2 separate regions of the Homo sapiens genome follow, and region 1 is linked to region 2. The links are chromatin loops, found by intact Hi-C in ENCODE. Cell type or tissue: heart right ventricle. All regions are shown on one strand. Links, peaks and the distances in the headings refer to the core of each region. The heading gives the core; the rest is flanking DNA. Region 1 holds the start of LOC124902411 (a long non-coding RNA gene). Region 2 has its middle 610 kb from the start of LINC02630.

The links. Peaks named below come from ENCODE experiments on the same cell type or tissue, not always from the same donor. Only the 100,000 strongest peaks of a DNase experiment are listed, where the experiment ranks them.
Region 1: a loop joins it to region 2, with 3 times the contacts of the local background. A loop is called at or near these places in 16 of 110 quality-filtered maps.

What each region holds. Positions count from the first base shown.
Region 1 is chr10:35,649,938-35,661,480 of GRCh38, forward strand. It overlaps LOC124902411 (a long non-coding RNA gene), which reads left to right and starts at 7,216. Exons shown (of 2, transcript XR_007062114.1): 1 at 7,216-7,376; 2 at 7,995-11,543. In heart right ventricle, for the core only: no CTCF peak of the experiment used is centred there; no DNase peak of the experiment used is centred there.
Region 2 is chr10:36,500,672-36,512,214 of GRCh38, forward strand. No RefSeq gene overlaps it. Among named protein-coding and RNA genes, the nearest start is that of LINC02630, 610 kb to the left of the region's middle. In heart right ventricle, for the core only: a CTCF peak has its summit at 4,285 (motif pointing left); no DNase peak of the experiment used is centred there.

The DNA.
Region 1 (11,543 bases), core at 3,532-6,031, 850 kb before region 2:
AAACTCACATGGGACAGTCACAGGTGAATGAGTCCAGTGCTGTTCAGTAGATATTTACATGGTACACGGAAATAGTATTAGGGAACATGTGAATGTCCCTAACAGAGCTAAGAAAGGACTTCACAGGAATTTTGAAGAATGATCAGAAGTTTATTTGAGAAGAGGAGCAGAATTCTAGGCACACGAGAAAGCACTGACAAATCACAATGGTAGGAAATTGCCTCTGCCTTTGCTGTTAATGCAACAGCAAGAGTTTTCCTTGGACAGAAATATTTTTATTTGTATTCAATCTGTTGATATAATTCATACCTTTAAATAGGTTACATTTGGAGTCTATAGAGCTCAGTATCTATTACAATCTTTTCAACTTGGAGTAACAGGAAGCCTGAAAAGATATTTACCTTGCATTACCCGAGACCTGAAGGTGGGCTGGCTTCGAAGTTGGCTAATTCTCTGACTCCACAAGTTATCAAGATGGGTTCTTTCCATCTTTTTCTCTGTCAGCCTGATAGGTTGGTTTGTTGCCCTCATGATTACAGAGTGGTTACAGACTGAAGCTCACATCTTCACATGCCAATGTTCAGAGGCACAAAGAGGGACATTCTTCTTCTCGTGCCTCATTTTCAGTGCCAAGAAGGCTTTCCCGGAACTGATTTTCTCTTATTTCTCATGGTTCAGAATTGGGTGACAAGTCACATCACTGAGCCCTGCCTGACCTGACCACGAGGGGTCACTTGGACAGAATCGGGGTTTTGCTAGTAAGGAAGAAGGGTAGGGTCGCCTTGGGTAGGTCACCAAGGGTGTCTGCCCCAAACCCTAGGGACTGTTGCACCACATGACAAGAGGCCCCCATCTCTTTGTGTCTAACTAACTTCTGCTGTCCAAGGTCAGATGCTTTATAGCCTAGTGGTCATTGAAGCAGGTTCATATGCTCTTCGTGTGTTAATTAACAACAAAACTTAAGTCCTTTCTCCTCCTCTTTTCCCCATAACTTCATGCAGGTGGGATCTGCTAATAAGATTCTAGTTATTTATTTCACCAGAACAACTTGCTTTGCTTACAGAACAACTTGCTTTGCTTAAGAGTACTTTCCCGCTTTAAGAAATCCAGTTGCCTGCAGGGCCTCTAGACGAGGCCAGGTTAAAGAATGACTCTGTCTAGCAGAACGAGCTGGGTGGTTTGTATGTTTGCTCATGTCCTTGTCTCCCCACAAACTCCCTGTGGGGTAATTACATGCAGGAACACCTTACTAAACAGCTAGGAAGCATAAGGACTGCCAGAGATGAAAATTTATTTCTCACCTGTATGTTTTCCAGAACCTCAGAGGGTTGAGTAAATAACAGCTTCCAAGAACCTACAGAGAACATAGAATTCAGGGGGACCAGGTGGTGTCTCAGTCTGTGGGTATATCCAGTTCTTTGCAGCTAATGTCCCTAAACAAATCAGTTTCTACAGAACTATGCCCTTTTGAAAGTTCTACAGTTTATTGGTTCTTTATATTTCCTCCAGCAGTATCCATCTTATTTTCTGTACATGATCTTATTTTTGCATCATTCTCTGTTCTCTGGAAGATATTGGAGGTATGTGGAGCCATTTGTTCGAGCGTCATTTCTGTTTTGAACATGGTAATTGTCTTTTTTTGGTAGGTGCTCGTTTGGGAAGCTCCTGGCTTACTAAGTCTTCCCTACAAGCTTTTGGTAGAATGTGATTGCTGGACTTGTTACTACAGGATTTTCTACCAGGGGATTCCCCTATGCTACCCAAGCTGAACCAGATTCACCTTCCTGGCTATATATTTATTTTCAAGATGGAGTCTCACTCTGTCACCCAGGCTGGAGTGCAGTGGCATGATGTTGGCTCACTGCAACCTCCGCCTCCAGGATTCAAATGATTCTCCTGCCTCAGCCTCCCGAGTAGCTGGGATTACAGGCACCCACCACCAGGCCCAGCTAATTTTTGTATTTTTAGTAGAGATGGGGTTTTGCCATGTTGTCCAGCTCGTTTAAAACTCCTGACCTCAGGTGATTTGCCCACCTCAGCCTCCCAAAGTGCTGATATTACAGGCGTGAGCCACCGTGCCCAGCCTTACAATTACACTCCTGCTTTCACCCTCATTCGAGAGTCTCTGCCTTAGCAAGCAACATTGCTCATGGTGAAGGATATTTTCCTTGATTAAGTTGGTGATAGGATGTCCTGCTACCTTGGGGGCTAAAAAGGAAGGATTCATATTTTTACTTGTTGGTCTATCACGCTGCTGATTATTAATCATTTCCTTCCTTCCTTCCTTCTTTCTCTCCCTCCCTCCCTCCCTCCCTCCCTTCCTCCTTCCTTCCTTCCTTCCTTCCTTCCTTCCTTCCTTCCTTCCTTCCTTCCTTCCTTTCAAGAGATAGGTCTTCAGGGTCTTGCTCTGTTGCCCAGGCTGGAGTGCAGTGGTGTGATCATAGCTCACTGCAGCTTCAAACTTTGGGCTCAGAGATCCTCCCACTTCAGCTTTATGAGTAGCTGGGACTACAGGTGCATGCCACCACACCTGGGTAATTAAAATTTATTTTTATTTATTTTAAATTTTTTTTAGAGACAGAGTCTCACTACATTGCCCAGGTTCTTCTTGAACTCCCAGCCTCAAGTGATCCGCCTGCCTTGGCCTCTTAAAGTGCTGGGATTACAGGCGTGAGCTACTGCACCCGGCTTCATTATGTTTTCCACTGTGATCCATGTGGTCTCTGGATTCCTATTCAGAAAAAGATGTCTATCTGTATATGTGCTGTGGCATTGTCTCTTAATTTTGTTAACTTCTTGGTCTTGTCCTCCAATCTGAAAATAAAAGGACAGAAAACTTCACCTGATGTTTTACCTGTCAAAAATCTGAAAGGATTCATTTTCTATTAGGATTCTACTGGAGTTTGGTTGTCTTGTGGTAATCAAATACCCAAGGTTTCTGCTGGAAGGTAATCTATTGGAATTGTACATCCTGATTTTTTTTTATTAGAGTAAAAATGTAGGTATAACTAAACCGAGTGAATCCTAACCTATAATTCATAATTGCAGACTGGTGAATATCACCCTTGTTCCTAAATCTCCCAAGTCAGCAATAAAAACTGTACTTAGAAAAAATGAAGTTTGGAATATATGCTAATGGTAACTATAGGGAATAGTTGCTTTGCTTAAGAATAAGAGTGACCAGAATGAGGATGGAAAGTAGTTTGATCTGCGTTATATTGTTAATGTATTGGAGGATGGCAAGAGAGGAGACTGGATGAGTGGAGGTGGCATAGAATAATGATCTCAGCTGCCATGGATGACAGCAGGTCTTTTATGCGCTAGGCTCTGGGCTGGCCCCCTGCTCCCTTTTCTTTTCTTTTTCTTTTTCTTTCTTTTTAAATAATGTAGGATGTTTCAGCAACAAATAACAGTTAATCCAACTCAAACTGGCTCATGCAGGATGGAAATTGTCATCTTACAAAACAAATTGTCATCTTACAAAAGTAGGGCAGTTTTCCAGGTTGATAGATACAGATTTTCAAAAACGTCATCAAGGATTCAGGTTCCTTCTGTTTCTCTGCCCTGTCCCCCTCAGGGGTTTTACCCATGGTGACCTCAAAGTCAAAAGATGGTGGCAGGATTTTGGCCTCTTCCCAGCAGTCTCCTGGCAGCTTTCATTGGTAGAATCAGTTTGAATTCTCATCCCTAAACTAATCATGGGCAGGAAGAATGGGATGACCACAATGGGCTTAAGTCAGGTTACCCTATGCTTGGAGCTGGGAATTAGTTCATCTTTCTCTGAAGTACCTAACCATGTGGAGGAGGGTGAATACCTGAATAAAATTAAGGGTTATAAGAAATAAAAAAGGGGCCAGTTGTGGTGGCTCACCCTTGTGGTCCTAGTGCTTTGGGAGGCTTGAAGCAGGAGGAGCGCTTGAGGCCAGGAGTTTGGGACCAGCCTGGGCAACATAATGAGACTCTCTCTCTGCAAAAAGTAAAAATAATTATCCAGGTATGGTGGTGTATGTCTGTAGTCCCAGTTACTCAGGAGGCTGAGGCCGGAGGATCCCTTGGGTTCAGGAGTTTAAGGCTACAGTGAGTTGTGATTGTGCCACTGCACTCCAGCCTGGGCAACAGAGCAATACCCTATCAGAAATAAAGAAATAAATAAACAAATAAAAGAAAAAAAGAAAAGAAGGGAAGTGGAGGTGGATTTGGGTAGACAATAACAATCTGCCCCATGACTGTATCACTTTATCTACCTTGATCTCTGTTTCCATCTCTATGTATTTACAATGTCTAAGCCTTATGACAGGTATGCAAGATAGGTTTTTTGTATTTTGCTTTGTTTTTCAGACGGAGTTTTGCTCTTGTTGCCCAAGCCGGAGTGCAATGGGGCAATCTCGGCTCACCACAACCTCCGCCTCCTGGGTTCAAGCAATTCTTCTGCCTCAGCCTCCCGAGTAGCTGGGATTACAGGCATGTGCCACGACGCCCGACTAATTTTGTATTTTTAGTAGAGACGGGGTTGCTCCATGTTGGTCAGGCTGGTCTTGAACTTCTGACCTCAGGTGATCTGCCCACCTTGGCCTCCCAAAGTGCTGGGATTACAGGTGTGAGCCACTGCGCCTGGCCAAGATAGGTTTTAAGGGTTATGTTTTACAGATGAAGCTAATTCCATGGCCACTTATTATATCACAGTTTTTAAACATTGTGGAAAAGTGGAACTCTCTTTTCCAAACAAAATCTTGCAAAAAACTATAACTTATAAACACATAAAATATCTATGTTTAAGTTCTGATTATAAATAGCTTTATAAACTCAAAAGTTTGCTTAATATTGATCTGGTTGAAAATGTTTAACTGATTGTAGTATTCCATTGTAAGAATAAGCCACACTTTATATAATCTACTCTACTACTAATGAATAGTGTGATCACTTCCACATTTTCATGAGTACACTTAGTGTTGAATATTTTTTATTATATACCTATGTAGACATGTTCAGGAGTTTCTTTTCTTTTTTTTTTTTTTTTTTTTGAGACAGAGTCTTACTCTGTCGCCCAAGCAATTCTTCTACCTCAGCCTCCCGAGTAGCTGGGATTACAGGCATGCACTGCCACACCTGACTAATTTTCTCTATTTTTAATAGAGATGGGGTTTCACCATGTTGGCCAGGCTGGTCTCAAACTCCTAACCTCAGGTGATCCACCTGCCTCGGCCTCCCAAAGTGCTGGGATTATAGGCGTGAGCCACCGCGCCCAGCCCAGGAGTTTCTTGAAAGTAAATATAGATTGGTGCAAACGTAATTGCAGTATTTCTATGTCCACAGAAAATGTGTAGGGGTTTCTGATTTGTCACACCTTCACAAACACTTAGGAGATTAGACTCTCTCTCCCAATCTGATGAGTTATGAAGGAAGTGCATTGTTTTCATCTGTGTTTCTAATTACTAATAACAATAAACACATTTTTATATGATTTTTGACCAGTTATCTTTTATATCAGTTACCTCTTCTTATCCTTTGTCCATTTTTTTTTTCTCCTTTTGCTTCTTTTGTTTCGATTTGGGAAGGTCCTAAAAATATCTTGGATATTCATCCATTTGCTTTGGAAATGTCTTCTCGGCCAGGCGCGGTAGCTCATTCCTGTAATCCCAGCACTTTGGGAGGCAGAGGCAGGTGGATCACCTGAGGTCAGGAGTTCAAGACCAGCCTGGCCAACATGTTGAAACCTTGTCTCTACTAAAAATACAAAAATTAGTCAGGCATGGTGGCGGCGCAGACCTGTAGTCCCAGCTACTCGGGAGTTTGAGGCAGGAGAATCACTTGAACCCAGGAGGCAAAGGTTGCAGTGAGCCGAGAATTCAACACTGTATTCCAACCTAGATGACAGAGCAAGACTGTCTCAAAATAAATAAATAAATAAATAAAAATAAAAAAATAAAAAAGGAAATGTCTTCTTTAAGTCTGTGACTTATCTTTTGATTTTATTATATCATTAGTAAAAATCTTTAAATTATTAATCTCAAATTTATCAATCTTTTCCTTTATGGGTTTTTTTGGTCTTGTTTATGAAATTATCTCCCAATGTGTTATAATTTTGCATTTTTTTTCTAAAATTTTGAGGCCTTCCTTGTCATATTTAGGTTTTATTCAATATGGCATTTATTTTTGTCATTCATGTGAAATAGGTATCTCATTTTATTTTTTCCCATATTTGTTGCCAATAAAGATAGCAACACAGCTTTGAATAGTCCATTGTTTCTCTTCATTTGTTATGTCACCTCCAGCATATACCCAGATCTTACATGTAGCTATATTTGTTCCCAGGTTCCATTCAGTTACATTGATTTATTTACTATTTCTGAACTAATACTACATATTTTAATGCTAAGGTTTCATAAGTCTTAGTTTCTGGTAGGTTAGGACACCTTGATCTTCCTCTTCCTCCAAGCATAACTATCTCGGTTATTCTTATTCATTTCCCCTCCAGAAATTTCAGGACCACTTTGTCACAAGGTCTGTGCCATCCCTCTTGTATGTATGGTTTTGTTTCCTCATTATTCCTCATTTGTACTATTTGAGTATTTCTCTTAAGTTATCTTGCTGGAAGTTTGTCCATTTTATTATTCTTTTCAAGAAATATGTTTTTGGTTTTATTGAATCTTTGCAATTTTTATAATTTCTTTTTTGAACCATGAATTATTTAGAAGTATTTTTAAATCCTAATTTTTTTGGTCACATTTTGGTCAGAGAACATGTTCTATATGATGTAGATGTTTTTTGAGACTTTTTTGGTGGCTTAGTCCATTATGAATTTTGTAAATGTTCTATGTGTGATTGAAAAAAATGTGACTTTTCTAACTACTGTTTGTTCTATATGTGGCCATTGAATCAATTATTGAGAAACATAAGTTAAAATTCCTTACTAAAATTGTGGACTTCTAGGTTCTTTCCAGTAAATCTACCCTTTGTTGTTGTTGTTTTGAGGCTATGTTGCTAGGTGCATAAAGGTTCAAAATTGTTCTATCTTCCTGGTGAATTGTCCTTTTCATTATAAAGCAATAACCCTTTTTATCCCTAATAATTCCTCCCTTTTACCACTTAAAATGATTTTTTTTGGTAGTTATATGTTTATATTAAGTTTTGCTGTTGTGATTGTTAATATTTTTCAGATATTTCCCCCACTTTTTTACTTTTAATTTTTGTTGTTCTTGTTTTGTTTTGTTTTTAGAGATGGGGTCTTGCTTTGGTACACAGGCTAGAGTGCAGTGATCATGACCATAGCTCACTACAGCCTCAAACTCTTGGGCTCTAGCAATCATCTCTCCTCAGCCTCCCAAAGAGCTGGGACTACAGGCATGCACCGAAGCTTTATTTTCAAAATATAATTTGTAAGTATCTGTATTTTATTGGGGAAGTCTAGTTTCTTTACATTGATTATGATTACCTTATATTGTATTTCATCAAATCTAAGATATCATTGATTTTAAGATGCAGCATCATTTTAGGTATCACTAAGAATGAACATAATGTGTAATTAAACAGTGACATAACACTTACTTTGAACTTTTTAAAAAGGATCTTTTAGAATTAATTAGAAACTTTTAAAAATCATATGGTGGTCTTATGCATACACATAAGTGAAATAAATTAACAAAGTAATTACTAAGAACTGTTAAATTTGGAGTCTAACTCTTCTGAATTTGTTTTTGACTCAAGGTCACCAATGCTTGTGCTTTTCCAGGCTCTCGCACTTTCTGTACTATCAATAATTGGGAAGGCAGCATTTCTCAAAAGAATTGAAAGCCATTAGAATTGACTCTTAAGCTGGCTTTGAAATTATGTAGAACAACCCTCTTTTTGAGTTCAGCTTTGGGAATGTTGTTAAACCTGTTTGATTCATTGCTTTCTCCCTCCTTCCCCACTACTGCTTGGTGCTTAAGAATTAAAATACTGCTTAGCTATTGTTTCCAGGATTTTCTTCTGAGATGCCAACACCCGTTATACAGGTGCTGATGCTGGTGCTTTTGATGTTCGTGTGTACATTGTCCCTGACATCCATGCCACAAGCGCTGCGTGGCTAACAGCAATTTTGATATGCCATCAATTGAAATATACATTCCGATTTCAGAAATGTTAAAATGTGAACAAATGTACACCTCAGAATTGATGAAATATTGTGATACTTTACATATAAAAATATAAAAGGTATTTTTATGCTTTCTTCTGCTCTCCCTTGGACAGACCTTTTTTCTGTACTATTTCTCTTTCCTTTCCTGCCTTTCAGTAGATTGATCAGTTTTCTTTAGTCTCCTTTACTGGACCGGAAGTTACTCATTTTATTTTTATTCTTTTTTCAGTGACCTTTAAATTTTTAACATCCATATTTGACTTGGCAAGTCTAATCAATATCTCTATTGGCCTCTTTAATAATTCACCAAATTGATTGCTTTGACTCTACTCCCTTCTCATCTTATATATTTTTGTTTCCTGATATCATAGTTTCAACTTGTTTTTAATCATCCAAGCTGGTCATCATTATTATTATTGTTCTGATTTTTTTATGATCAGTACTTACTCAGATTTACCCATATGTCTAATAATGTTCTTTCTTAAGTTTACTTTGTATATTTCACTTCATTCTTCTGAGTTCACTTTCCTTCTTCCTGAGATTCATCTTTTAGCCTGAAAATGTCTGTACGATGCCCTCACTCTTAAATGATAGCTTCAATGGATATAGAATTCTTGCAGGAGGGGAGCCGGGGGAGGCTACATGGTTTCTGATACTAGGTGTGTAGCATAGATCAGGTTCTAAACCTTCCCATGTCCTTGGTTTTAAAATAAGCTCATTATTGTTGTCCCCTGATCAGGTTAGGAGGCAGGGATTTTCTCATTCTCTGTTCACTGAGATCGAAGCCTTTCCATGGTTCTGCTTAATTCCACATGTCAGTCCCACTTGACAAGTGTAATGGGCCCACTTCCTTGCCTTCCATCACTGTTCAACCCTCTGCCTTTAGGCCCCTCTTTCTTGCTTGCTGTTGGGGATTTCTCTTTCCATCTTCTGAGTTCAGGTTTGCATTAAATTTTTATCTTGTATTTTTAGGTGTTTTGGGGCAGGAATGTTTCTGCATTATCAGCCCAGTCTGTCTCTATGGGACCCTCTAAGAACACTGCATTTATTTTGCTTTTCTCAATTTATATTTAAAACAGTTAAGACTACCTTAAGAAGTGATTTTTTTTTTCTTTTTTTGAGACAGAGTCTCACTCTGTCACCCAGGCTGGAGTGCAGTGTCGCGATTTCAGCTCACTGCAACCTCTGCCTTCCGGGTTCAAGTAGCTCTCCTGGCTCAGCCTCCCCAGTAGTTGGGATTACTGGTGTGCACCACTACGCCTGGCTAATTTTTGTATTTTTAGTAGAGACGAGGTTTCACCATGTTGGCCAGGCTGGTCTTGAAGTCCTGATCTCAGGTGATCCACCTGCCTTGGCCTCCCAAAGTGCTGGGATTACAGGCATGAGCCACAGCACCTGGCCAAAAAGTGAAATTTCTGTGTTTATTTTTTTCCATTTTCTGGTTTCATGAAACCTTGGCTTTCTGCAAAATATGGTTTTTTAGCCACTGTTTTATTGTATGGCTTTGATATCCATAGTTAAGTGACTGCTCAGCATGAGACCTTAGACCTAGAGTGAATGGAGCAAACTCTAGATGGCAGTCTCCTGGTGAGGTTTGCCAGCCTTTGGCGGATCCATACCTGAGGTATCAGATGTTACCTGCATGGTAGGCACTGGGTGGTCACCCCCTAGGGTAGCTGATATGCCTGCCAATGCACTTCTCCAAGCTGCTCATTTGTGGATTCAGAAAGCTAGAGAAGAAAAGGTGGTGGGGAAGAGCAGATAGTCAGTCATTCTGTAGAAAGAAGAGAGAACATCTTTTTGCATGCTTATTGGCTGGTTGCATTTCTTTTTCTTTTCACATTAGAGGGAATTACCTGATAATTTTTTTATACTGTGATACTGAGGAAATAACTCTCACAGCCTGCTGGTATGAGTATAAAATGGTATAGCCAATTTGACTCTATCTGTCTTAATCAGTTGGCTTCTGTTGTGTAAAAGGCCACTCCAAAACCTAGTAGTTTAGAGACAATAAATTCTTATTATTTCCTACACTTTTGGGAGTTGGCTGGGCAGTTCTTCTGGTCTTTGCTAGCGTAACTGAAGCTAGGTCATATAGGATGGCTTCATTCACCTGTCTGGGAGCATTGGCAGGCCGGTTGGTTTGGGTGGGTCTCAGCTGGGACACCTTGGCTCTGCTCCATGTGGGTTCTCACCATCCAGTAGGCCAGCCCAGGCTTCTGCACACAGAAGCCATTGTCATCTCTCATATTCTGTTTTTTTTGTTTTGTTTTGTTTTGTTTTTTAATGTCTGTGTTAGAGGGTCTCTTGCAGATGTGACATTGTATATTAGATATATACAAGAATGTTTATTTCAGTGTTTTTGTTTGTTCATTTGTTTTACAATACAAGAAAATTGGAAACTATGTGATATGGTTTGGCTCTGTGTCCCCATCCAAATGTCATCTCAAATTGTAATCCCCACATGTCGGGAGAGTGGGCTGGTGGGAGGTGATTGGATCATGGGGGATTTCCCTCATGGTGTTCTCGTGATAGTGAGCGAGTTCTCAGAGGGTCTGATGGTTTAAAAGTGATGAAAGTGATAAAAGGGTCTGATGGTTTAAAAGCTGTTCTTATGACAGTGAGTGAGTTCTCACAGGGTCTGATGGTGTGGCAGTTCCCCTGTCGCTCTCTCTGTCTCTCCTGCTGCCTTGTGAAGACGTGCTTGCTTCCCCTTTCTGCCATGATTGTAAGTTTCCTGAAGCCTCACAGTCATGCTTCCTGTAAAGCCTATGGAACTGTGAGCCAATTAGACTTCTTTTCTTCATAAATTACCCAGTCTCAGGTAGTTCTTTATCACAGGGTAAAAATGAACTAAGACACTATGTGATGTACATTAATTGGATAGAGGTAACAAAAAAATAGTGTGCTATTGAATACTACAAGGCAGTTAAAGAGACTGAAGATTCATGTATATGGTCCCAAAAAGACACATTTTAAACAAAAAAAGCACCAATTGCTGAACTGCACACACCTTATACCTCCCAATACACATGGGAAAACTAAATTCCTACAGATACGTGTAAATTATGTCATGCATATGCAAAACAAAATGTTCAGAAATATACACACCAGATTGATAACAATAGTTACCTTTGTAGAAAGGGTGAGACTAAGTGATGGTTAATAGGAAATTTTGTTTCAATTTTTGGGATATCATTTGTATTTTTTATAAAAATGAGTGCATTTATAAATTGTTTATTTCAAAATGAATGACATTTAATTTTAAACTTACAAAAAGGAAGAATTTGGTATGATTCTCATGCACTTGGTTCCTTGCCTCTGACTCACTGTGTTTGTGGCATTGGATTTATGCATTGAGACCGTCTCTCCTCTGCTTCTTCCTCACAGTCACATGTGCTGCTTAGTTGGAGTGTTTCAAGCCTAG
Region 2 (11,543 bases), core at 3,272-5,771:
TTTTTTTTGGCAGATTCCAAGAAGGATTAAAAGCCATGTAGAATGTCTCTCACACTCCCAATTGAAGTAGGAGTGTTATTTGGAAGTGTTTTCCATTTACGGAAAACCAAAAATCCTCTAAATTCAGTCAATGTGTTTAGAACTTTGTTAAGCTTGAAGTTATGATTCTACTATAATCATGTGTCCTTTTTCTCTTTAGGATAATGAAGAAAAGTAACAGAAAAATAACTTTTTTTTTCTTAGAGACTTGATAGAGATTTGTTTTAGGATTTTTAAGATTTTTGGCCAATTTGTTGGTGCAACATAAGAAAAGTGTTCAGGTTGAAGATATTCTGAAATCAAGTTATTCCTGCAGGAATGCAAATCAAATGTTGATTAAAAGTTGTTTGGATCACTGAGAAACAAAAGAAGAACTGAAACAACACATATATAGTAGTCATTGACAAGGAGATATACCTTTTTTATTTTTATTTTTTTTGAGATGAAGTTTAGCTCTTGTTGCCCAGGCTGGAGTGCAATGGCGCAGTCTAAGCTCACTGCAACCTCAGTCTCCCAGGTTCAAGCGGTTCTCCTGCCTCAGCCTCCCAAGTAGCGGGGATTATAGGTGCCTGCCACCACACCCAGCTAATTTTTTTGTATTTTTAGTAAAGATGGGGCTTCACCATGTTGGCCAGGCTGGTCTTGAACTCCTGACCTCAGGTGATCCGCCTGCCTTGGCCTCCCAAAGTGCTGGGACTACAGGCGTGAGCCACCGTGCCCGGCCTGAGATATATCTTAATACATAAATTCTGTATGGGCAAATTAAACCCATCACCTTGCCCCTTATATATCTGCTTCTTCATTTATCTAAGCATCTACACCAGCCTCACTCTTTGTCCTCATGCCCTTCACTACCCATGAGTCAATCTTTGCTGGATGTGTCAATCTACCCCATCCTTGCTGTGCCTTCAATGCAGACATTTTCTCCTATTGCTCTGTCAGAATAAACTTATGAAGGCCAATCCTAGTGGCACCCTAATAGATAAATATGAGCGGTTAAGCAAGAAGACCTGAGAAAATTATTGAGTGGCAAAATTTGATTATTCTGTGAAATCTGCTAAGAGGTAGAGAGAGTATCCCTTCCAACTCATCCTGCATAAAATACTCTTGCATTTAAACCTAGCTCAGATCTCTCTTCTGTGGATTTTCTGGGCCCCTTGAGTCCAAAGTGATGTTTTTCTATTCTGTGATTCCTGACAATTTGTTTGCATCACAACTGAAGGACCTACTATATTTGCCTTGATTGGCACACTTATAATACTCATGAGATGATAAGCTCTGAGGAAAGATCTGGCCCTTTTGATACTTTTTCCCTTCCATGTATAATATTATTTTTATAATCTATTAAGCACTCAATGTATTTTGATGAAATGGAATTGAAGCAACTTCTATATACTCTATCTTTTCATCTGTGAACTATGGTGGGTTCTTTGTTTAAAGTCCCTCTTATCCATAGGATTCTAGAATTCTATGATATGAATCTTCATCATTATTAGTATAGATTGTAAGTATATTTATTTTATTTTATTTTATTTTTTTGAGATGGAGCCTCACTGTGTTGGCTAGGCTGAAGTGCAGTGGCACAACCTCGGTTCACTGCAACCTCCACCTCCTGGGTTCAAGCGATTCTCCTACCTCAGCCTCCCAAGTAGCTGGGACTACAGATGCGCGCCACCAGGCCCAGCTAATTTTTGTATTTTTAGTAGACTTGGGTTTTCACCATATTGGTCAGACTAGTCTTGACCTCCTGACCTCATGATCCACCCGCCTCGGCTTCCCAAAGTGCTGGGATTACAGGCATGAGCCACCACACCCGGCCACCTGTAAGTATATTTCTAACTGGATCGTGTCTACTTCTAAAAGAATGAGTAGGCCAGTCGCGGTGGCTCACGCCTGTAATCCCAGCACTTTGGGAGGCCAAGACGGATGGATCATGAGGTCAGGAGTTCAAGACCAGCCTGACCAACATGGCGAAACCCCGTCTCTACTAAAAATACAAAAATTAGCTGGGCATGGTGGCACGCACCTGTAATCCCAGCTACTCGGGAGGCTGGGGCAGGAGAATCACTTGAACCTGGGAGATGGAGGTTGCAGTGAGCTGAGATCACGGCATTGCACACTCCAGCCTTGGCAACAAGAGTGAAACTCCGTCAAAAAAAAAAAAAAACGGGATGAGTAGGTCCATTCTGTTATATCTGGTCATTTGTGAATTTACTGTCTAACCTCCTCGATTCCTCTGTCTCCTCCATTCTCTCAACTCCTTTGTCTTTCCACCACATTGTCCCTCCAGCTTTGTATCAGCTTTCAGTTTCAGGCCACACTCTCCTCCTTCCTCCTAAGTCAAGGGTTCATGGATGTATCAAAGCCTTATTTGCTTGGCATCATCCTGGTATCACCTTCCTTTGCTCTGTCCCTTTCTCCCTGCTTCCTCCTGGCCCCCTTGTAACCTATAAATTCACTGACCTCACAGAAACTTCTGCATGATGACAAACCCCATTCTATGCTCACCATGTTTTTACCTGATATTCTCTATTATAAAAGTAGAGTAATTTTTAATATTTCTGTGAATAGTTGGGGAAGGCAGGCTTGTGGATTTGATGGGGGCCTTTTCAACCTCAGGGAATTCAACATCTGCTTTTCATAGGGTCCACGTTTTCCAAGGATGAGGTGTTGTGCTAGGCTCCATTAGGAATGGAGATAAAACCTGACACCTGGATCTTATCCTGAAGAAACTTATAATTTAATTGAAGAAAACCTGACATAAACAGAGACAACATTTAAATACAAATAGCCAGCTAGTAGGCATCTGATAAAATGATAAAGGTGAAACAAAAAGAAACAGAGATAGGAAAGTTGTTAACTGCTAACTAACTTTTTAGCTTATGTGTGAAATACATCACTTAAATGTTCTCACCTTCATCTTTTAGTACTTTGAAGAAAGGCTTACATCCAGTTATCTGCTCATGCAATAACCCTCTAAGAACAGTGAAGTGTACAGGTTTTGAAAGCAAGGGTTGTAACTTTGTAGAAGGGTTTTGTTTGTTTGTTTGTTTTTGTTTTTTTGTTCTTTTGGGTTTTTTTTGACGGAGTTTCGCTCTTGTTGCCCAGGCTATAGTGCAGTGGTGGTGCGATCTTGGCCAACTGCAACCTCCACCTGCTGGGTTCAAGTGATTCTCCTGCCTCAGCCTCCCAAGTAGCTGGGATTACAGGCTTGCACCACCATGCCTGGCTAATTTTTTTTTGGAGGGGTGGGGGGCAGAGTTTCACTCTTGTTGCCCAGGCTAGAGTGCAATGGCACAATCTCGGCTCACTGCAACCTCTGCCTCCCAGGTTCAAGTGATTCTCTTGCCTCAGCCTCCCAAGTAGCTGGGATTACAGGCACATACAACCATGCCTGGCTATTTTTTGTATTTTTAGTAGAAATGGGGTTTTACCATGTTTGCCAGGCTGGTCTCGAACTCCTGACCTCAGGTGATTCACCAACCTCGGCCTCCCAAAGTGCTGGGATTACAGGAGTGAGCCACCATGCCTGGCTGTAGAAGGGTCTTCTAATAATTTTTGTTATAGATTCAACAATAACTTGGAACATTACTTAAAAATTAAAATTTCAAGCAGCCAACAAACATGAAATAATGCTCAACATCATGAATCATCAGAGAAATGCAAATTAAAACAACAATGAGATGCCATCTTACACCAGTCAGAATGGCTATTATTAAAAAGTTAAAAACAACAACAACTACAACAACAGATGTTGGAGAGGATGTGGAGAAAAGGGAACACTTATACACTGCTGGTGGGAATGTAAATTTATACAGCCTCCATGGAGAACAGTATGGGAGATTTCTCAAAGAGCAAAATATAGAACTACCATTTGATCCAGCAATCCCACTATTGGGTGTCCACCCAAAAGGAAATAAATGATTAGAACAAAAAGATACCTGCACTCATGTGTTTCTCACAGCACTATCCACAATAGCAAAGTCATGAAATCAACTTCAGTGTCCATGAATGGATGATATTGGATACAGAAAATTTGATATCCATATCTGCAGACATACATCTACATATATACCAGGCATGCTAGTCAGCCATAAAATCTTATTTTTCCTTAATGTGCACAAGACTCATTTCCACTGTCTACCCACAATTCTCTATAAAACAATTAAGGGTTGATTGTTTCTGTCAGTGGGCGGTATCTGGCTCACACTAGCTCAAGAGAGCAGGCTGTTAAATATTCAGGAATATTGCCACCTGATGGTTAAAACTGGTCATAAATAGCTCGAAATAGGCCATAATGGGAGAGTGTACACTCTGGAAATTGATTATGTTCTTCCCCACATAGAGCCTGTTTCCTGGCGCACCATCTAATGGGGATGTCCCGGGGGAGAAGCTAAACATGCACTTTCCTGAAACTTGGAAAAGATGAAGCAGAAGATTATGTCACAGCTGCAAGGGATGTGGGACCAAATGCTGCCCCATGCCATCCAGATGAGCCACCCAGGGGAGCCAGCCAGGTAAGCCACCCAGGGGAGCCACCCAGCAGAGCCAGCAGATGAGCCATAGCAGTACTTCATGTCTTGCCACAACCGCCTAGCATAAAACCAGTCATCCTGAGTCTTTAAGAAAACCTGCTCTTTTCTGTTTCTTGGCTTGTACTATTTCTTTTATTTTAAAGCACACTTTATCCTCCAAACCCTCACCCCCATCCCCGGAAACACACACACACACACACACAAGTCTGTGCACACACTCTGAAGAATCATATGGCCTTTAAATATTGCGTCTCAATTCAGGAAACATTAGGAGGCATTGGAGTTCATTGAGTATTAGCCATATCACACCCACCTTTGACTAGAGAAGCTTTGGTTAGTAGCGACTGAGGATCCCATGGGAATGTCTCCCACCATCCCTGGTTGCTCTCTATGACCTGTAGTGACGTCAACACGAGGGAAGAAAGAAGATGGGTGAGGATATGTGACTGAGCAAATCGCTGAACAAATTAGAAAAGAACATTCACTTTGTTTTCTTTAACACACAGGACTCATATCAGGCCTTATTCCCTGGGGTCAGAGTGAATTTTATAAAAACAATTACCCTTTACACCAAAGTTGTGAATTTGCCGGAATGGTTTGCGATTATTTCCTTAAAGGAACACGGGAAATTTGTAGCAGAATTAAGATCAAGAAGTTCTGAGTCTCTAATCTTTCCTTAAAACATCTCACCAAAATAGAACTTTATGCCTAACATTTGTGGATTCACTGAAGCATATGTAAGAATTATGGGGAGAGGCCGGGCGCGATGACTCACACCTGTAATCCCAACACTTTGGGAGGCTGAGGCGGGCAGATCACGAGGTCAGGAGATCGAGACCATCCTGGCTAACACGGTGAAACCCCATCTCTACTAAAAATACAAAAAATTAGCCGGGTGCGGTGGCGGGCGCCTGTAGTCCCAGCTACTCAGGAGGCTGAGGCAGGAGAATGGCGTGAACCCGGGAAGTGGAGCTTGCAGTGAGCCGAGATCACTGCCACTGTACTCCAGCCTGGGCGACAGTGTGAGAGACTCCATCTAAAAAAAAAAAAAAAAAAAAAAATTATGGGGAGAAGTAGCGCCTGAAATCTGCTGCCCTGGATGATTTCACTGCTGTGATCCTTGTGTCCTGCCTTGAAAAGTACTATTCTCAGTTATTTATCAGAATAATTTAATACCAGATAAGCTAGTTTTAAGTGATTTTGGCAGCAATGAACATAAAGCAAGGTATCTCTGATGATGGAATTTCGGGCACTGCTATGAACTAGAGAGGAAACATTTATTGACTTCAGGGGATTTTCTGTTACTGTAAAACTGCACAGATGGATAGATGGTCATGTAATCTTTTTATATCCCATCTGTATAAGTAAAAGTAAATGACTTATGTGCGTTGCAAGGTCACATAATGACTGATAAAAAGAAACTATTTGGAGAAAATCAGGAGGGGAGAAATTTTAAAGGATAAACTCTCCACTAACACTAGGATAATCACTGAAACACCTCATGCTAAGCGAAGTAATGACTGCTTAAAATCATATATTAAATTATTCACAAATCATCCAAGAAATAATGACTTCATAGGGAGTTTCTGACACCAAAGAAATAAGGATATAATCTATTGAGTAATCCTCAGTAACACACTCCAAAATTGCCTTTTCTGGGGTAGTGTAGTTCTTTTTTTATCCAACCAATATCACAAATCTTGGCACTACAGTATGTCCCCAGCTTGTGAGTTGTTTCTGAAAGCCCATTTATAAAATTAGATGTTTTGAACTTCTAATCAATTTTCCAATAGAAAAAATGTTAAATGGTAGTGAAGTCCTCAGACGGACTCATTAAAAAATAATTAACTCATAAAATGTCGGATGGAAAGAGCAAAATAATAGCACTGGGGAATACTATTAACATCTGGATGAGTGCTCTTAATGTTTTTCTCTGCTACCTTGGGGATCTAGTGAGTTCTGGTCCTTTTATATTTTGACCTAGGAATGAATAAGCCTGAGAAAGATAAATTGCTTACAGTTGCAAAAACTGCTGACCTGACACCACACAGTAGATCTGTCTCTGTAGGCAGAGAAAGATCTTCCTGCCACAGCTTTCAGTCAGAGCTCACGTATCCAATACTTTTCATCGCTCTTATCCTTAACTACCAGTGAAAAAGTAAACTCCAGGAATACATTCTCCTCCACTTTCCTGCTCTAACTTTACCATAGTATTTTCCCCCAACCTCATTCTTCCTCTGCAAACCTTCAGACCAAACCTTTGCCTGCCTGCCCTTCCCACTCTAATCACATTGCTGTACTCGCTCTCACTTTTCCTTACATCTTCCATCTCTTTCTTAGTCCTGGCTGAAATCTCACTCTTCCAAGGAAGCACATTCTTTCCTGCAGCCCCTTCCTATGTAGGTTACTTACTATCCTACTTTCCAAACAATAGAAGCCCAAGAATCAGATGCAAGGATGTCAGTTTTCTTGCTTATATTTACTACTGCTCAGTGGTTTACCAGGAAGCTTGGACAAAATACAAAGAAATAACGAGAACAAATTAAGCAATTCTTTGGAGTTTCTGTCTGGCATAACATAATATTCTTGTCATCTCCTTGCTTCCTGGCATTCCTCCTTTTATGCATCAATTCTTTTGGCTCCTGGCTCAAGGAAGGTTCTCTCCAGCCATGGTGTCACTCCAAGGGCAATTTCTGTCCAAATCCCCTGTCTGTAACCCTTAAATACATCCATATGAATGACTTCTAGCACTCCAGTGTAACAATCCATTCGATGGACTTCACTGCAACCTGTAATTTCTCCACCGCTGATATCTCCAACTTTCATTCTCAACATGTTGCCCTGCCTACAGCTCATTCACTTTCTTATTCCTCAAAAGCCGCTATGCATTTGCTCCAAAACCTGCTAAGACCCAATACAGAGAAAGTAAATAGAGTTCCCAGAAAACCACCCTGTCTGTCCAAACTGTCAGGCTCACTCTCTTTGCTCCGTCCTTGCTAACCTAGCCCTTAGGGTCCATTACTTACTCACTTTCTCCTGATTGACCTGACATTCTGAATTTTTCTGTCCAATATTTCTTACAAAATATAACCCAGCATGAGTTTAGCATTCTTCCTTCTGCTCCTGCACCAAGGCTGCTGTACTGCTCAAGAAATATCATACAGTCATGGAGACTGAAAAATCTTACATTGGGAGTTCTTAGTTGAATTTTGGCAAGCTCCTTTTTGCATTTCTAAATTTCAACTCAATAAAACTATTTTTGATCTATAATTCATCTCATTCTCTGCAGTAGATTTTGCATCCTATGTCACTGAGAAAATTGAGAACATTGAGTAGGAATTTTCTCAATTAACTGCCCTGATCCTATAGGGGAACTTATAAGGCAGTGTGCCTAGGGCTGACAATACATTTAGGAGTCTATTAAAATGTTTTGTTTTTTTTAATCAGAAGGAAAGAAAGAGGAATTTTAGGTTGAAGAACATGTTCTAATATATAATATTTAGTATATTCAGCCGGGTGCGGCAGCTCACGCCTGTAATCCCATCACTTTGGGAGGCCGAGGAGGCGGATCACAAGGTCAGGAGATCGAGACCATCCGGGCTAACACAGTGAAACCCTATCTCTACTAAAAATACAAAAAATTAGCCAGGTGTGGTGGCAGGCACCTGTAGTCCCAGCTACTTGGGAGGCTGAGGCAGGAGAATGGCATGAACCCAGGAGGTGGAGGTTGCAGTGAGCCGAAATTGTGCTACTGCACTCCAGCCTGGGCAACAGAATGAGACTCCATCTCAAATATATATATATAAAATATTTTGTGTATTCACCTATAACCAAATGTGATTATTAACATATGTTAATATGCCCAGCAAGGCAAAATTGCCAAGGCCTATGAAAGTCACAATGCAGCCTAACCTATAAACTCAGCCCCACTTGCTTGTAGCTATGCTGCAGTACTCTGTCTCAGTGCAACTGCTGATAGGAGTGCTTGTCTTCAGCCCCTGCCTGTGCTCTAGGCACGATCTTGCTTTGTCCCTTGGAGGACCTTGTTCTATCAATGACCCCATCTGGTGCCCTGGACTCCAGCTTTCTTGTTTCATTAGTCTTTATCCTTTAGCATATAGAGTTGATTCTCATTATTCACAGTAGTTATGTTCTATAAAGTCACCACAGACAAACAATTAGTGAATCCTGGACCTTTGCTCCCAGGAAGGTACAGGATGAGTTAGTTTCTTGCAAGGTTCTGCTCACATTAGGCCAACTGGTCAATACATAATCTTGGGGTTTTGTGTGTTTCTGTTAAAGATGCATAATTTACAGCCTGGGCAACATAGTGAGACCCTGTCTTTACAAAAAATTAACATGAAAAAATTAGCATGGCATAAGGTGGTGTGGACCCCTAGTCCTAGCTACCCCTAGTCCTAGCTACTTAGGAGGCTGAGGCAGGATGATTACTTGAGCCCAGGAGTTTCAAGGCTGCAGTGAGCTATGATCGTGCATGCCACTGCATTCTAGCCTGGGTGACAGAATGAGACCCTGTCTCTTAAAAAAATACGTAAGCCAGGCTGGGTGCGGTGGCTCACGCCTGTAATCCCAGCACTTTGGGAGGCCAAGGCAGGTGGATCACAAGGTCAGGAGATTGAGACCATCCTGGCTAACACGGCGAAACCCCATCTGTACTAAAAGTACAAAAAATTAGCCAGGCGAGGTGGCACACGCCTGTAATCCCAGCTACTTGGGAGGCTGAGGCAGGAGAATGGCGTGAACCCGGGAGGCAGAGCTTGCAGTGAGCCGAGATCGCACCACTGCACTCCAGCCTGGGCGACAGAGCGAGACTCCGTCTCAAAAAAAATAAAAAATAAAAATAAAAAAATAAGCTAATATATATTGCTTATTCATTAACTTTGAACTCTTGGCCAATAGCAGTATAACTTATGTTTGAATGAAGCTTATCTAGCACATGAATTTTGCCCATAAAGCACATCACAACCTTCTTGTGCTTAGAAACATGGGGCAACACCTCAGCACTACCTTCAGGGGCCATTTCAAACAGTAAAATCACCTACAGGAAGCACAAAAATGCAATAGTGTGGCTTTGCACAGAACTATATATATATATATATATATATATATATATATATATATATATATATATATTTTTTTTTTTTTTTTTTTTTTTTTTTTTTTTTTTTGAGAGGGAGTCTTGCTCTGTCCCCCAGGCTGGAATGCAGTCGCGCCATCTCAGCTCACTGCAAGCTCCACCTCCCTGGTTCACGCCATTCTCCTGCCTAGCCTCCCGAGTAGCTGGGACTACAGGCTCCCACCACCACGCTCAGCTAATTTTTGTATTTTTAGTAGAGACGGCGATTCACTGTGTTAGCCAGGATGGTCTCGATCTCCTGACCTCGTGGACCTCGTGATCCGCCCGCCTCGGCCTCCCCAAGTGCAGGATTACAGGCATGAGCCACCGCACCCGGCCTGCACAGACCTTTAAAAGGGCACTTGTTTACAGTCTGCGAGCTTGAACACTAAAGCAGAGTATTCCCTTGTTTGACTCAGCTGATAGCACAAGCATGGGCGGGTCCCATGTTTCCCAACATCTGCAAATGGTTCCTAAAGCACAGCGGGTATTAGTTTTGGGGTTACAAATAAAGTTTAGCAAGTAGACAAATTCATCAGTACAGAATCTGTGAATAACTGGAATCAATTATACGCCGTTATGGACTGAATTGTGCTCCCACGAAATTCGTATGCTGAAGTCCTAAGCCCCAGTATCTCAGAGTGTGACTGTTTATGGAGATTGGGTCTGGAAGGAGGAAATTAAGTTAAAATGAGGCTGTTAGGGTGGACCCTAATTCAATCTGACTAATAATGTCCTTATAAGAAGAGGAGATGCAGACATACAGATACTATGAATACACCAGCACAGAGAAAATGTCCTGTGAGTCCCCAGCGGGAAGACGGCTGTCTGCAAGCCAAGTGGAGAGGCTTCAGGAGAAACCAACCCTATCCTGACCTCAGACTTTCAACTTCCAGAGCTGTAAGAAAACACATTTCTGTTGTTTAAGGCACCTAGTCTGCAGTATTTTGTTATGGCAGCCCTAAGCAGACTAATACTATACGTGCAAGCCACTATTAACACATTTTCAACACCAATGGACAATGTTATATGTTTATTTTATTTGACTTCTCAGTGGTATTTCACACAGTGAACCAGCTTTTTTCATACTAAAATTCTCTCTTTTCCTGGATATCACTGTCGTCTAGTTTTCCTTCTGCAACATTAGCTATTCCTTCCTATTTTTTATGTATGTGGCCTCGTTTTTCAGGGATTTTTTTTTTTACTAAAATGTAACATTATAAGAATCGTTATAAAATACAGAATACAATACAATGGAAAAAATAAAAATTATCTTTTATCCTAATACCAGGGACAATATACCTCTTCTGTGGTGGCCTCTTTATTCACCAGGCTCATAAACACTGCTGTCTCCAAAGGAACTAAGTTCATCTCTCTGCTCTTTGAATTATATGCATTGAAACTCGTTACCGTGGTTCACAAGCTCTACCAGATTTGCTGCCTCTCTGACTCGACAGCAGCACTCGCCCCCTTGGTATCCACACCAGAGCCACCCCGGCAGGTCTGTCCTTCCAACTGGCTGTTCTCCCTGAAGGCCTCTGCACCTAAAGCAGCCACCCCAGGCAGTGCCATGGCTGACTGTTCCAGGGGTCTCAGCATCTCTCCCTTTAGCCAAATCCCTCTTATTCCATACTAAAATTTCCCCTTTTCCATTCATTGAAGACTGTTCAAAGTTGTATTTAACATTTACCTATTTATTTACTATATAGCATTTACCTCCCTTCTTCCTCTAGAATATTAGGTTCATAAAAGAGAAAAATATTTAAAATAATGGAACTATGATTTTCAGATTGAGAAACTCTATTTCACATGTACTTTCCTTTGCCATTTTG